2 separate regions of the Homo sapiens genome follow, and region 1 is linked to region 2. The links are chromatin contacts, found by Hi-C or POLR2A ChIA-PET in ENCODE. All regions are on one chromosome and are shown on one strand. Each heading gives the region's core, a stretch centred on a gene start or an enhancer-like site at or near the end of the contact. The rest is flanking DNA. Distances are from core to core; before and after follow the strand shown.

Region 1 (6,131 bases), core at 2,842-5,341, 620 kb after region 2:
AGAAACACAAAGTCGTTTTTATTATTTCACTTAACAGGAAGCAAAGCCGAGCCTCAGAGAGATGAATCTGACTAGCATATAAATAAATACAGAATAAATTTGAGATGGGAAATCAAGTCAAAGATCCTATTTTCTCCAAATCTTCCTGCTCTGGAGCATCTAACATATCCACAGCACAGGGCACTGGCAGGCTACAAACTAAGATTATCTGCAGACCTCTGAATAGGATTCTGTTCGTTTTTGATTAATCAAACGTAATAACCTGCCTTTACCAAATTAATGCAATTTTGATGACACCACTTAAAATTTTTCTGAACATATCTGAGGGTAATGAAGATCATCACAGACAATTCATCCTGCTGGTGCCATCACTCAGTCTTAAACAGAGGGCTTAAAAGGATCAAAGAACTTGCAGATTCTACCCTCATACAGGAAAATGAAAGCTGATTTAAGCCAAGTCTAAGTGAAATCTCAAAGACCTCTAGGTTCAAACTCCACACACCCTGAGAAGCCATTTTAATGTGACACCCTGTGAGCAATCTCTCACTTTCCATTGCTTTCTTCATGTATAAGCTAGACATATCCAGGGAAAGTCAATTATGATGGGTGTCATTGGACACTCAATGTCAATATATGCAATTGTTTTCCTATGAAATAAAGACTTATAATTCTTTTAAAAAGGCATCATATTTTGGCCCTGGATAAAGTACAAAACATGTTGGAGAATACTAGAAACAAGAATAAACTTGAAGATGCCTCCATGACCCTCTCTTCATCTAAGAAACATGAGCAGCCTCCATGAGTCAAGCCAGATCCAGCGGCTTAGTCAACAAGAAGCACAACACAGAAAGTGCGTGTTTGAGAGATGACAGGGAGATGTCATGGGCAGATGTGCCTATAAAGAAGAATGTAACAGAAGAGAATAGAAAGAAAATTCAACAGATATGGGAGAACTAGAGCATAATGAAATAAATTTCAAAAACTTAACAATAAAACTAAAGGAGTTGGAGATACATGCATTTTTTAAGTTTGAAGTCAGGCTGTTCCATGATGTATAATTCTAAACTATCACTAATTCAAAAATCACTTTTCGTCTCCATAGTTTATAAATTATAGATTTCTATAATTAGGATCATACCTACCAATACATTTAAATTCTTCTGCCCTTTCACTCAAGGATGTCCAAAAAAATTATAAATTAGATCAAGTATTTGAGTTTCTGAATTCCCCTTTTTCTATCTCTTATTTTTTTTTAAGATTTCATTTACACTTGTCTCCCATAAAGCACACGTGATAACCTGTGGCACTTACATAAAAGAAAAACTAACCAAACACTAACATGCTTTTGTAGATTATCACAGTGTATTATCCAACATAAGAAAGGGAGCTAAATGAGATCAATCTTTAATAAAGCCATTTCCAGCAAAATATCATGCAGGAGAGGGCAGAACATTCCCGCTGCTTCCTGAACAACACAGGAGACCACCATCATCATAAGCTTCTATCTGTCAATTGCCAAAGGGAGACCTGTCCGACAAGAGCTAATGCCATCCTTTAAGAAGAAAGTATTTCTTGAACACTCATGCCTAATAGAGATATTCCACTGCATCTGGAAACCACAGTGAAAGATATTCACCTATGATACTCCCTAGCCCTGATGCTTACATTTCAGAGCTGAAATTTAATTCTGTTGTCCCTCAGGGTGACATAGTCTATCACCCACTGAGCCTTCAGACTAATTAGATTCCCAGTTTAAGACTTATGTTCAACTAATAGCCTTGAGTATGTCAACCACAAACCACAATGAAAATATGCAAATTCGTATAGCCATCAGCTAACTGACCCACCTGCCAAATATAATATAAACCCCTCTTGCTCTACTCTCTATCATGAGTGCCACTGTTACACTGGTATCCACCCATGAGGTTACAACTACATAACACTACTGCTTAAGTATTAATAAAAAGTAGGATAGCACAGTAAGACAGAACAAAATAATTCAGAAATGGGCTAATCACATACAGATAGGTTGACTCCAAACTGGAGGAAGTGGCACGAGTTGTGATTTTATCATGAACACATGCAGTGTTCCCTCAAAGAGAACATGGTAAGACTGGCAAATGGGCAAGATGAATAATCTCAGAAGCAAATGCGATGATGTAGTAACTAATTATTACGTAGACACAACAAAAAGGGAACTAAAAATCAATTTGTAAGCTTTCTGATGACTGAATTTACTTTAATGACACAGAGACAATACTAAATCCTTAATCATTCTCTGAGCCTTACTTGCTAGCATGGTTCATTAAAAACTCATTTAAATAGAGCTAGTGTTTAACTGGACGAGTAAGCAAAAGGATATATTTGAACCAATGATGTTTTGTAATCATAGTAATACAAACTATACCAATAAAAACTCGCTACAGAACAAGAATCTTAAGCTTGCCACTGGAAAACTTTAAATGTTATGCATGTGAGATTAATTCCACGCTTCATCAGCATATTAAGAAGGGTATATACTGTCTGATAAAAAAGACCTAAAACTTAGAAAAGAACACTAAAATACCATGAGCACATTAAAGACTAGCGAATGTTCCTACTGGCTAAGCCAAGAATGGCAAAGTGTGGATAGACTTTCTCGTACACAGTACCAGGAAACTTGACCTCAAACCCGTCTCAGGCTCTAGCCCCATGGTTTGTGATATTAGAGCAGTACCTCACCTATGGGTATATGTTCCAGCCTTGCCACTCTGCCAACCTTCCAACATATCTAAGAGGGAGTAACGTGGAAACAGGGGTCAACAGCATAGTGTTCTAATCTGTGAACAATTTAGCTTGACAATTCATATGTTTACGTGTATCCAGAAATGCCTGCATTAACAAATGATAAATAAGAGAATCCCTCAATAGTAACTCTTTAAATTAACAACACAGTCTGCAGTAGGGATTTTGCTTAAAAGAAAAAAAAAAGATTTTTTTTTTCTAAGAGGCGTGAGCCTCTGTGCCCGGCCAAAATATTTTTATTAATCAAAAGTCCACCAGGCATGGTGGGTCATGCCTGTAATTCCAGCACTTTGGGAGGTAGAGGTAGGTAGATCATGAGGTCAAGAGATGGAGACCATCCTGGCCAACATGGTGAAACCTCGTCTCTACTAAAAATACAAAAATTAGCTGGGCGTGGTGGCACACACCTGCAGTCTCAGCTACTCGGGAGGCTGAGGCAAGGGGAATCGCTTGAACGTGGGAGATGGAGGTTGCGGTGAGCCAAGATCGCACCACTGCACTTCAGCCTGGTGGCAGAGAGAGACTCCGTATCAAAAAAAAAAAAAAAAAAAAAAAAAATCCAACACCATGTAGGAAATAGATAGGTCTTAACGAGATAAACCAAAATCTCTCTTTCTCTCATACACAGACACACACACAGCCTCTCTAAACTGTAATTAAAAGACAACCACCACCAAAACCCACAGCACCAATCACAATGTTAAACGTTAGTGAGCAAGCAACTGGGGGTGAAATACTTTCCATCTTCTTCCTAATCTCCACTAAACACCACTCCCTTCACTCCCAGGCATAAGTCACATCCTGAAATCTCCCCCAGTCCCTACGCTGTAATAGTCCCAGGGCATGAAAAGCTGCCAATGTGAATGCACAACCCAGAAACATAGCAGGACAGTCACGACCAGGCAGGAGCATGCCCTGCTCTCCTGCTCCTCTGAATGTCTGCATCCACTGGTGAGTCCACAAAAACAGAGCTGAGATCCTTAGTGGGAAGGCCCTTCCTTTCTAGTCTTTCAGAGCTGAGATCTTTAGTTAGGAAGGCCCTTTCTTTCTAGTCTTTTTACCTCTTCAGCTAGCTGGATATAGTAAACCAGGGCTTGGTTCCACGGGTGGGGAGCCCTTGTCTCCATACCCACACACCACCCTCAAACCCTCCTCCTGCTGTGCCACCAGCAAGTTACGAATGTTTAGATGCAGGGAAAGTAGGAGTCCCACTTAAGCTACAACTGCCTCCTCCTACCAACTTGTACCGTTGAGCTCCCTGCTACAGTTCATATCCAGTGTCGTCAGAAACAAGGGTAATTCCGTCTCTACCATCAAGTAATACCATCTCACAGAACCGAGACATTCCCTCGTTGGGCTTCCTTAACGCATCACTCATTCCATTGTTGAACTTGTAAAAAATGACTCATCACTAAAATGTCTTGCCATCTGGTAAACTCTATACTTTATTTTTTGGCAATCAGTAGTGGAAAACTTTTCATTCTAAAATAGAAACTTGAAGGATCACTTCCTTAGTCCTAAATTTTGCAAATTATATTTAAAATGAGAAGCACTAGAAAAGAAAACTTGGCTGTGGCTTTGGCCAATCAATCAGAACTGGGAAGCAGTTAAGCAATTTGCACAAAGTCATGGAAAACTTCTCCACACAATGTTAGGTCTAGAGATGATGCAGCAGGGGTCAGCACATCACCAGCCCTGGCATTTAAAGACAAGATGGTATTTCCAACTCTAAGAACTAGCCTTGTTTCCAAGGCAACCTGCCCTTTGTATAGGGGACTCACTTGGGAGTTCATAATCCCTTTACCTGCTGACTTCACAATTTGAACAAGAACCTCAGCAATGACTTAGCTTCCATCTAAAAGCATCACAAGAAAAACTGAGGGCCGTTTAACTACTTTAAAGGAAGAAAGGAATTCAGATGATTCTATTAAGACATGGGCTGGAGTGGGGAGGGTAGATAGAGAAGAAAAAAGTGATTCAGAAAAAAAGAAGAAAGTAGAACTAGGAGTTGCTGCTTAACAGTGATTTATTTTCAAATTAAGATATATCAAACCCACCACTTCTGTTCACTTCAAGTTCTGAATGAAAGTCCAGGTGAAAATGACACACAATGAAAACCTCAAATTCATTCTGACAACCACAAACCAATATTAGCAAAAGATCAAAGTTCAATAAATTTATTTTGTAAAATGTAAGGTTAATATTACAGTACAAAATGACTTTCAGTTTAATTTGCATGCAAGAAGGAAGGGTGTGATTTTTAAATACCCACCCAGGGGCAAAGATGAAAAACTTCATTTTCTGACTCCTTTTTTGCTACTCTCATTATTTCAACACCTTCTACAAAGGAGAGATAACGGTGTCCTTGACATTAGCCTAAATTATCTTCAGTATGCAATACAATACTGATTAAATTAGGCTCATTTTAATCAACTGGCAGGTTTATTCAAAAAGTAACTAAATAATAAAATTCTTTTTATCAACTCTTCATTAGTATAACCTGTTTAGCAATGTTTTTAAAAAACTGAACACAGAATAAATATTGTGTGCCCATCTTTTCACTCCCATATTTGACAGGTAAAAGAAATAACTTGCAAGTTAAATATTTCCCCCAATCCACAAATTGCTTTAATACTGAAATTTAATGCCAATCTTCTGGAAGGTAAATACTAGTGCCATCTAATGGACTTAGTCAAGCACAAAGAGTTTAAAAATTTTAAGTTTTAAAGAAAATCTATTCTAAGGAAAGCCAAACCCTCTACTTGCCTTCATTTGCTTCCCAAGACAACGTCCACACAAGTGACCCAGAATAATGGAGATGGAGACACTTTATCCTGCGGTTTGCCAGGAATTCCACTCATTCTACCACCACAAGGTTGCTAATCATGAATGAGCTCTCAAGATGAGTCAGCCTCAAACAACTCACCAGCTGCGTGGCCCTAGGTAACTTCTTCACTCCTCTGGGCTCAGTAGTGATAGGTTTTGTTTTGTTTTGTTTTGTTTTGTTTTTTCCCCATAAATTTCATTTGATTATGACAAATTGCTTAGGATGTTTCCTGTAAGTAGCAAGTTTTTAAGAAATGTTACTAATATTTGAGAAAGTTTCAAGAGACTGAGGTAATCAAGAGGGGAAGATGAAAGACAACTAAGTTAAGCCATATAGACTTTATCCTGAAAACTGCGGGGTGTCATTAACACACAGCAGTTTAACTTGCATTTATTCTGCACGAGGTTTCAAGGGGTATGGAGAAGGACTAGGAGGGTAAACACTCGTAGCTCATTAGTCTAATAATGAAGAAGTCATGAGGGCCAAGGCTAATGGAAAGGTGGTGAAAAGACAATCAGGA
Region 2 (6,744 bases), core at 607-3,106:
AGGCTGGTTATCAAAGGCTGGGAAGGGTAGTGGGGATGGGAGCGGGGTGGGTGGTTGATGGTTAACGGGTACAAAAAAAAATTAGAAAGAATGAATAACACCCACTACTTGATAGCACAACACGGTGACTATAGTCAATAATAATTTAATTGTACATTTTAAAACAACTAAAAGAATGTAATTGGATTGTTTGTAACTCAAAGGATAAATGCTTGAGGGGATGGATACCCCATTCTCCATGATGTGATTATTTCACATTGCATGCCCGTATCAAAACATTTCATGTACCCCATAATTATATACACCTACTACTTACCCACAAAAATTAAAAATAAAAAAATTTTTAAAAGAAAAAAGCAAACTTAGTTATGTACATTGGTATGAGAATACACTTCTGTTTACCAGTTGAAGAAGATTAAAGTTTCAGAGTTAATGATACTTAAGCGTCGCATTTGAAATCATTTATAGCAATTATACTTCTAATAAATTGATGGCACATTTTCTTTTCTAATAAATATACATCTAAGATCTTCAGCACTGTAAAACTCTATAGGGTGCCATTTGCACTGATGAAATCATAGATTTGTGTATTTATTAAGACCACTCTGCAGCAGATAGAATTAAAGTGGTTTTATCTTAAACAAACCAAAAACAGCATAATATGACATTTTTCTGAGCTTGGAAAGTAAAGTATCCTGAGTGATTTGTGCCATTTTTTAATTTATGCAGAAGCAAATATTAAATAAATTAAATACATTTCATTTAAAGCCATCAGTATGGGCTATAGAATATACCAAAACATTCTCACTGACATTTATGGTCAGATAGAATATGTGGATTATTTTGTGCTATACTCAACAACAATTAGAAAGGCTGTTTGAATTTTTTAGCCAACGAATTTCCTATCAGGCAGTAAACTTTAAGACTACAGGGACTCAACATTATTGACCATTTATTAAAATGTCACTGTGACTTAGCTTTATGGGTGGCAGAAAACCAAAGCTTTCATTTTCATGAGCTAGTTTAGGCACATGGAGTTCCTATATGGTCTGGGGCAAGTCAGTTTACCCCCATCTAGTCCAGTTTCTTCACCTAAAAAAATTACAGAATCCCTGAGATCTCTTTGATTGTATATTTCATAACATGATGAATTTTATCCACCTATACTTTCAGGAATATATCATTGCATTGCAGTCAAAGACACATCCTTAAAAATCCTTGATATTTTGTGGGTTAAATGACAGCATTTGAAATAGTTGTATTACTATTTTCTTTTTTAAATTGTGACATACAATAAATAACACATAAAGTGTATAATTTGGTAAGTTTGATTTCTGTAAATGCTCATCACCGTAATCAACATAATGAACATTTCCATCACCCGGATAAATTCCTCGTGTCCCTCAGTAGTCCTTCTTTCTTGCCTCTCCCCTCCCCAAATCCCACTCCCCAGGAAAGCACTGATATGCTTTGTTTTGCTGTAGATTATTTTGTGTTCCCTAGAATGTTATATAAACAGAAGCATATATATAAATTTTTTTTGTCTGGCTCCATTCACCCAGTATAGTTACTTTGAGATTCATCCATGCTGTTGTGAATACTGATCACTTATTCCTTTTGATTGTTGAATGGTATTCCACTTTATGAAGATCCCAGAGTTTGTTTATCTAGTCACCTGTTGATGGACATCAGGATGGTTTCCAGTTGGGCGTTGTTACAAATAAAGCTGCTATAAATGTTTGTGTATAAGTCTTTGTGGAGACATAGGTTTGAGTTCTAGGAGTATAGAAACTGGGTCATACTGTAGGTATATCTTTACCTTGAGAACCTGACAGACTCTTTTCCAAAGAAGTTGCATCCTTGTGCATTACCTCCAGCAGGGTATGAGAGTTCCAGTTGCCCTACATCCTTGCCAACATTGGTATCACAAGTTGGTGTTTGTTTTTTTTTTAGATGTTCTAACCAATGTATAATGATATGTCATTGTATTTGTCCGTTTTCACACTGCTGATAAAGACATACCCCAGACTGGGTAATTTATAAAGAAAAAGAGGTTTAATGGACTCACAGTTCCACGTGGCTGAAGAGGCCTCACAGTCATGGCGGAAAGCAAAAGGCACGTCTTACATAGTGACAGACAAGAGAGAATGAGAATCAAGCAAAACGGGATTCCCTTTATAAAACCATCAGATCGCATGAGACTTATTCACTACCACAAGAAGAGTATGGGGGAAACTGCCCCCATGATTCAGTTATTTCCCACCAGGTTGCTCCCACAACACATGGGAATTATGGGAGCTAGAATTCAAGATGAGATTTGGCGGAGGGGAGACACAGTCAAATCGTATCAGTCATTGTGGGTTCAATTTGCATTTCCTTTATGATTAATGATGTTCAGCATTTTTTCATGTGCTTATCTGCCATGCATATATATTCTTCAGAGAAATGTGTATTCAAATCTTTTGCCCATTTTGGTTTTGGCTGTTTGTCTTCTTATAAGTGAGCCTTGGAAATCTCTTTATATATTCTGAATACAAGTTCCTTAGCTGATATGTGATTTGTAAATATTTTCTCCCTGTCGGTGGCTGTCTTTTCTTTCCTTTTACAGTGTCTTTCAAAGAGCACAGTTCTTCGTCATAATGAAATCTAATTTGTCAGACTTTTTTCTTCTATGAATCATGTTTTTGGTGCTGTATGTAAAAAATCTTTGCCCAATCAAACATTACAAAGATTTTTCTTCCTATGTTTTCTTCTAGAAGTTGTATAGTTTTATATTTTATATTTAAGTCTATGATCCATTGTGAGTTCATATTTGTATGTGGTGCAAGGTGGGGATCAGGGTTCATTTTTGCATATATGGTTATCCAATTGTTCCAGTACAATTTATTGAAAAAGCTATTCTTTTCCCACAAAATTGCCTTTGCAACTTTGTCAAAAATTCACTTACATGTATGTGTGAATCCATTTATGGACACTCTATTCTAGGTCTATTTATCCTTGAAATTCTACCAGTTTCTGCTGCCTGTATTTTGGACTCTGTTATTTAGGTATATTAACATTTACAGTGGTTGTTTTCTATAATGAATTGACCCTTTTATCATTATGAAATGACCTTCTTTATCGCTGCTAATATGCTTTGCTCTGAAAACTGCTTTGTGTGATATTAATATAACCACTATAGCTTACTTATGATTAGTGTTAGCATGATGTATTATTTTCCATACTTTTAACCTAATTGTGTCTTTACAATTAAACTGCATTTCTTGCAGGCAGCAGAGAGTGGCTCTTGATTTTATTTTCTTGTGACAACTTCTGCCTTTGAATTTGGGGGTTAGGCCATTGTGATTTAATGTAATTATAGAAATGATTAAGTTATATTTCCTCTTCCGTTTTTCCATTTTCTCTGCCTTTTTGGGGTTGGGTATTTTAAAAATTCCTTCAGTTATTTAAGAAGTATTTGTCAGGCATGGTGGTAGACACTGGAAATACAACAGTGGGTAAAACAGATAAGATACCTGCCTTGTGAGAATTAAATTCTAGTTGAAGAGATAATAACGGGGCCATTAACACTACAGTAAGGTGTGCAAGGAGAAGAATGGACAAAACTCAGGTAAGAAGTTCAGTTGAGGGACTCACCTAGCAAGTTTTTTGTTTCTTATTGCCTTTTTAATTTCTGTTATTTCAATTTGGTTCTTTTTTATTACTTACGTCTTTGTTAAGATTTACGATTCTTTTCATTCCTTTCATGAAAATTAATAATACCTTGTTGAGTCATTTTTATGATGGCTGCTTTAAAATCTTGGTTCTTGATGTGCAGGTGATTTTTTATTATATCCTGGACGTTTTGGCTTTGATATTAGGAGATCCGGGCCCTATTTAGATCTGTGATGACAGCAGTCAGCCTATTTAGATTTAGCACAGCGGTTCTGACCTAATGTTGTGGGGTGTGGTTCTAGTGACAACTTCATTTTCAGAGCTGTTTTGGCTGCTTGCTTTCTCTGGTGCCACCGGGGCTCCCACTAGTCCCTGCTGGTACTGCTTGCAGTGGTGTAGTATAGTTTCCCTAAGCCAGGCTGTCTCGTGCTTCCTAGGAGGAAAAAGGAAATCTCTGACCCAAGGGGACAAATACACTTCCTGGACCAGGTCTTTATAGTTGGGGGATCCCCCTTGTCAGTGCTGCCTGGCCACCTGGTGTCTCTGGGTGGAGGATGGGAGTCTCAAGCCTGGCAAGAAATTACAGTGCTTTCTGGGCCAGGGGCTTACTGCAGTGGGTCTCCCTTCCCAGTGCCTGTTGGTGCTTGGGTTGGGGATGAGTGTCTTAGCCCCAGTGGGGAAGGAGAGTACTTAACCTAGACACTTACTCTTAGCAGGGCCTTCAATCGGTCTCCCTTGCGGGAGCTGCCGAACTTGTTTGTCGTTGCTGGTAGAGTTTGTTTGTTTCCATTGCTGCTGCACAAATTAATGGCGGAGCTTTTGTTCACTCCAAGGAAGAAATGAGCTGATCTGAGCCCCCTTTAGTGGACAGGCCCGGAATCAGAAAATGCCAGGCCTAAGTCCCTTTCTTGTGTTGGATGGGGAGAACGTAAGACACAATGCTGCTGTTTTTCTCTAGTCCAGAGACTCCCCCCAGAGTCCTCCTTCCTCTTCCCATCATGTATAGTTCTCCTTCGATTGCCTCTTACATTATTTCCAGGGTTTATAGTTGTACTTAACAGGGAGTTAAGTGCAATTTAACTGGAGATGGACTTGTACACCATTTCACCTGGATCAGAAATCCCTGGATTGAGTGTATTTTTAATGATTTCATTGACCATTGTGTTTTCTTATTAGCTATAACTCTGTGTGACATTGTTTTAGTAATTGTTTTAGGGTTTATATTGTACATCTTTACCTTATTAGAAACTACCATATATATATATATATATGGTGTATATATATATATATGGTGTGTGTGTGTATATATATATATATATATGGTGTATATATATATATGGTGTATATATATACCATATATATATATTTTTTGTTGTTGTTGTTGTTGTTCTTGAGACGGAGTTTCGCTCTTGTTGCCCAGGCTGGAGTGCAATGGCACGATCTCGGCTCACCACAACCTCTGCCTCCCGGTTTCAAGTGATTCTCCTGCCTCAGCCTCCCGAGGAGCTGGGATTACAGGCATATGCCACCATGCCTGGCTAATTTTGTATATTTTTTAGTAGAGACGGGGTTTCTCCATGTTGGTCAGGCTGGTCTCGAACTCCCGACCTCAGGCGATCCACCTGCCTCAGCCTCCCGAAGTGCTGGGATTACAGGCGGGAGCCACCGCACCCTGCCAAATGTTATTATATTTCATATATAGTACAAGGATCTTACAACAGTATACTTCCATTTCTCCTCCCAGCCTTCTGCTATTTTTGCCATAAATTTTATTTCATATATAGTACAAATAATATATACTCTACAATGCATTGTTATTGCTTTAAGCAGTTAATTATCTTTTCAAGAGATTTAAATAAGAAAAAACTCTTAAATTATCCACATAGTTATCATTTCCTAGGCTCCTTGTCACTCTGTGTAGATATAATTTTCCATCTGGAATTATTTTCTTCTGCTTGAAGGACTTTCTTTAACGTTTCTTATAGTGCAGATGTGTTATCAATAAATTTTTTCAGTTTTGTTTGTCTAAGACTTTATTTTGTCTTCGTCTTTGAAAGATGATGTTTTTCCTGATAAAGAATCCAAGTTGACAGCTTTTGTGTTTGAGAACTTTCTCACTTGCCTTAATTCTGAGGAGAAAGCTACTTTTTTTTTGTTCTGCTGTATATAATGTGTCCTTTGTCTCTGGCTGTTTTCAATATTCTCTGTATTGCTGATTTTAAACGATTTGATTATGACGTGTCTTGATGCAGTTTTCTTCGTGATTCTTGTCTTGCATTTGTTTAAGCTTTGTAGATCTGTTGGTTTCAGATTTCATAAATTTTGGAAATATTTCAGCCATTATTTCTTCAAACCATTTTTCTGTCCTACCCTAATTATGCATATATTAGGTCTCTTAAAAGTTGCTTCATAGCTTACAGATGCTCTTCTTTTTTTTCAGTCTGTTTTCTTTTTGTTTCATTTTGGATCATTTCTATTGCTACGTCTTGAAGCTAACTGATTTTTTCTTCTGCAACATCTAATCTGCTATTAACCACAGAGATTTTTCATCGTTGACATCGTAGGCTTTGTCTCTCAAAATCTGACTTACTTTTTTTAATATTTTCTATGTCTCTACTTAGCACATTTTATCGTTCCTCTAGCTTTTTGATCGTACAAATACAGTTATAATAACTATTTTAATGTCCTTCTTATCTATTAATTTTTTCAACTGTGTCAATTCTGAGTCAGTTTTGATTAATTGATGTTTATCCTTATTTTGTATTGTACTTTTCTGCTTTTTTTTTTTTCATGAACCAGACATTGTGATTCTTACACTGCTGGCTGCTGAATATTTTTGTATTCCTGTCCATTTTGTTTTTTTTTTTTTCTGGTATGTGATAAATTACTTCAAAATACTTTGGTTCTCTTTGATCTTGCTCTTAAGCATTGTTAGATAGGACCAGTGGAGCATTAAGTTCAGGGACAATTTTCCTCCCTACTGAGGCAAAACCCTTCTGAGTATCCTACTTGATAAACCATAAATTGTGAGGTTTCCCACTCTGACTGCTAAGAAAATGGGCATTATTGTAGAACCTGATTGAGCTTTGG

Evidence for each region. Hi-C counts contacts between places; a loop is a spot of excess contacts on that map. ChIA-PET counts read pairs that join two places held with the same protein, here RNA polymerase II (POLR2A).
Region 1: a loop to region 2 is called in a map of PC-3, with 2.6 times the contacts of the local background. The contact joins the enhancer-like site here to the promoter of LINC02629 in region 2. A Hi-C loop is called at or near these places in 1 of 168 maps with a recorded cell type or tissue (PC-3). POLR2A ChIA-PET finds 5 or more read pairs at or near these places in 1 of 52 experiments (A673).

Annotation. Positions count from the first base shown.
Region 1 is chr10:34,522,765-34,528,895 of GRCh38, forward strand. The region is part of intron 2 of PARD3 (par-3 family cell polarity regulator); the gene reads right to left. Among named protein-coding and RNA genes, the nearest start is that of PARD3, 290 kb to the right of the region's middle. RefSeq lists enhancers at 3,236-3,991, 5,382-5,957. Within about 2 kb of position 4,092, at least 9 of the 41 ENCODE cell types and tissues checked have a DNase peak (open chromatin) inside an H3K27ac peak, as active enhancers do; they include A673 and PC-3, where a contact is called at or near this core.
Region 2 is chr10:33,902,275-33,909,018 of GRCh38, forward strand. It overlaps LINC02629 (long intergenic non-protein coding RNA 2629), which reads left to right and starts at 1,857. Exons shown (of 6, transcript NR_170279.1): 1 at 1,857-2,116.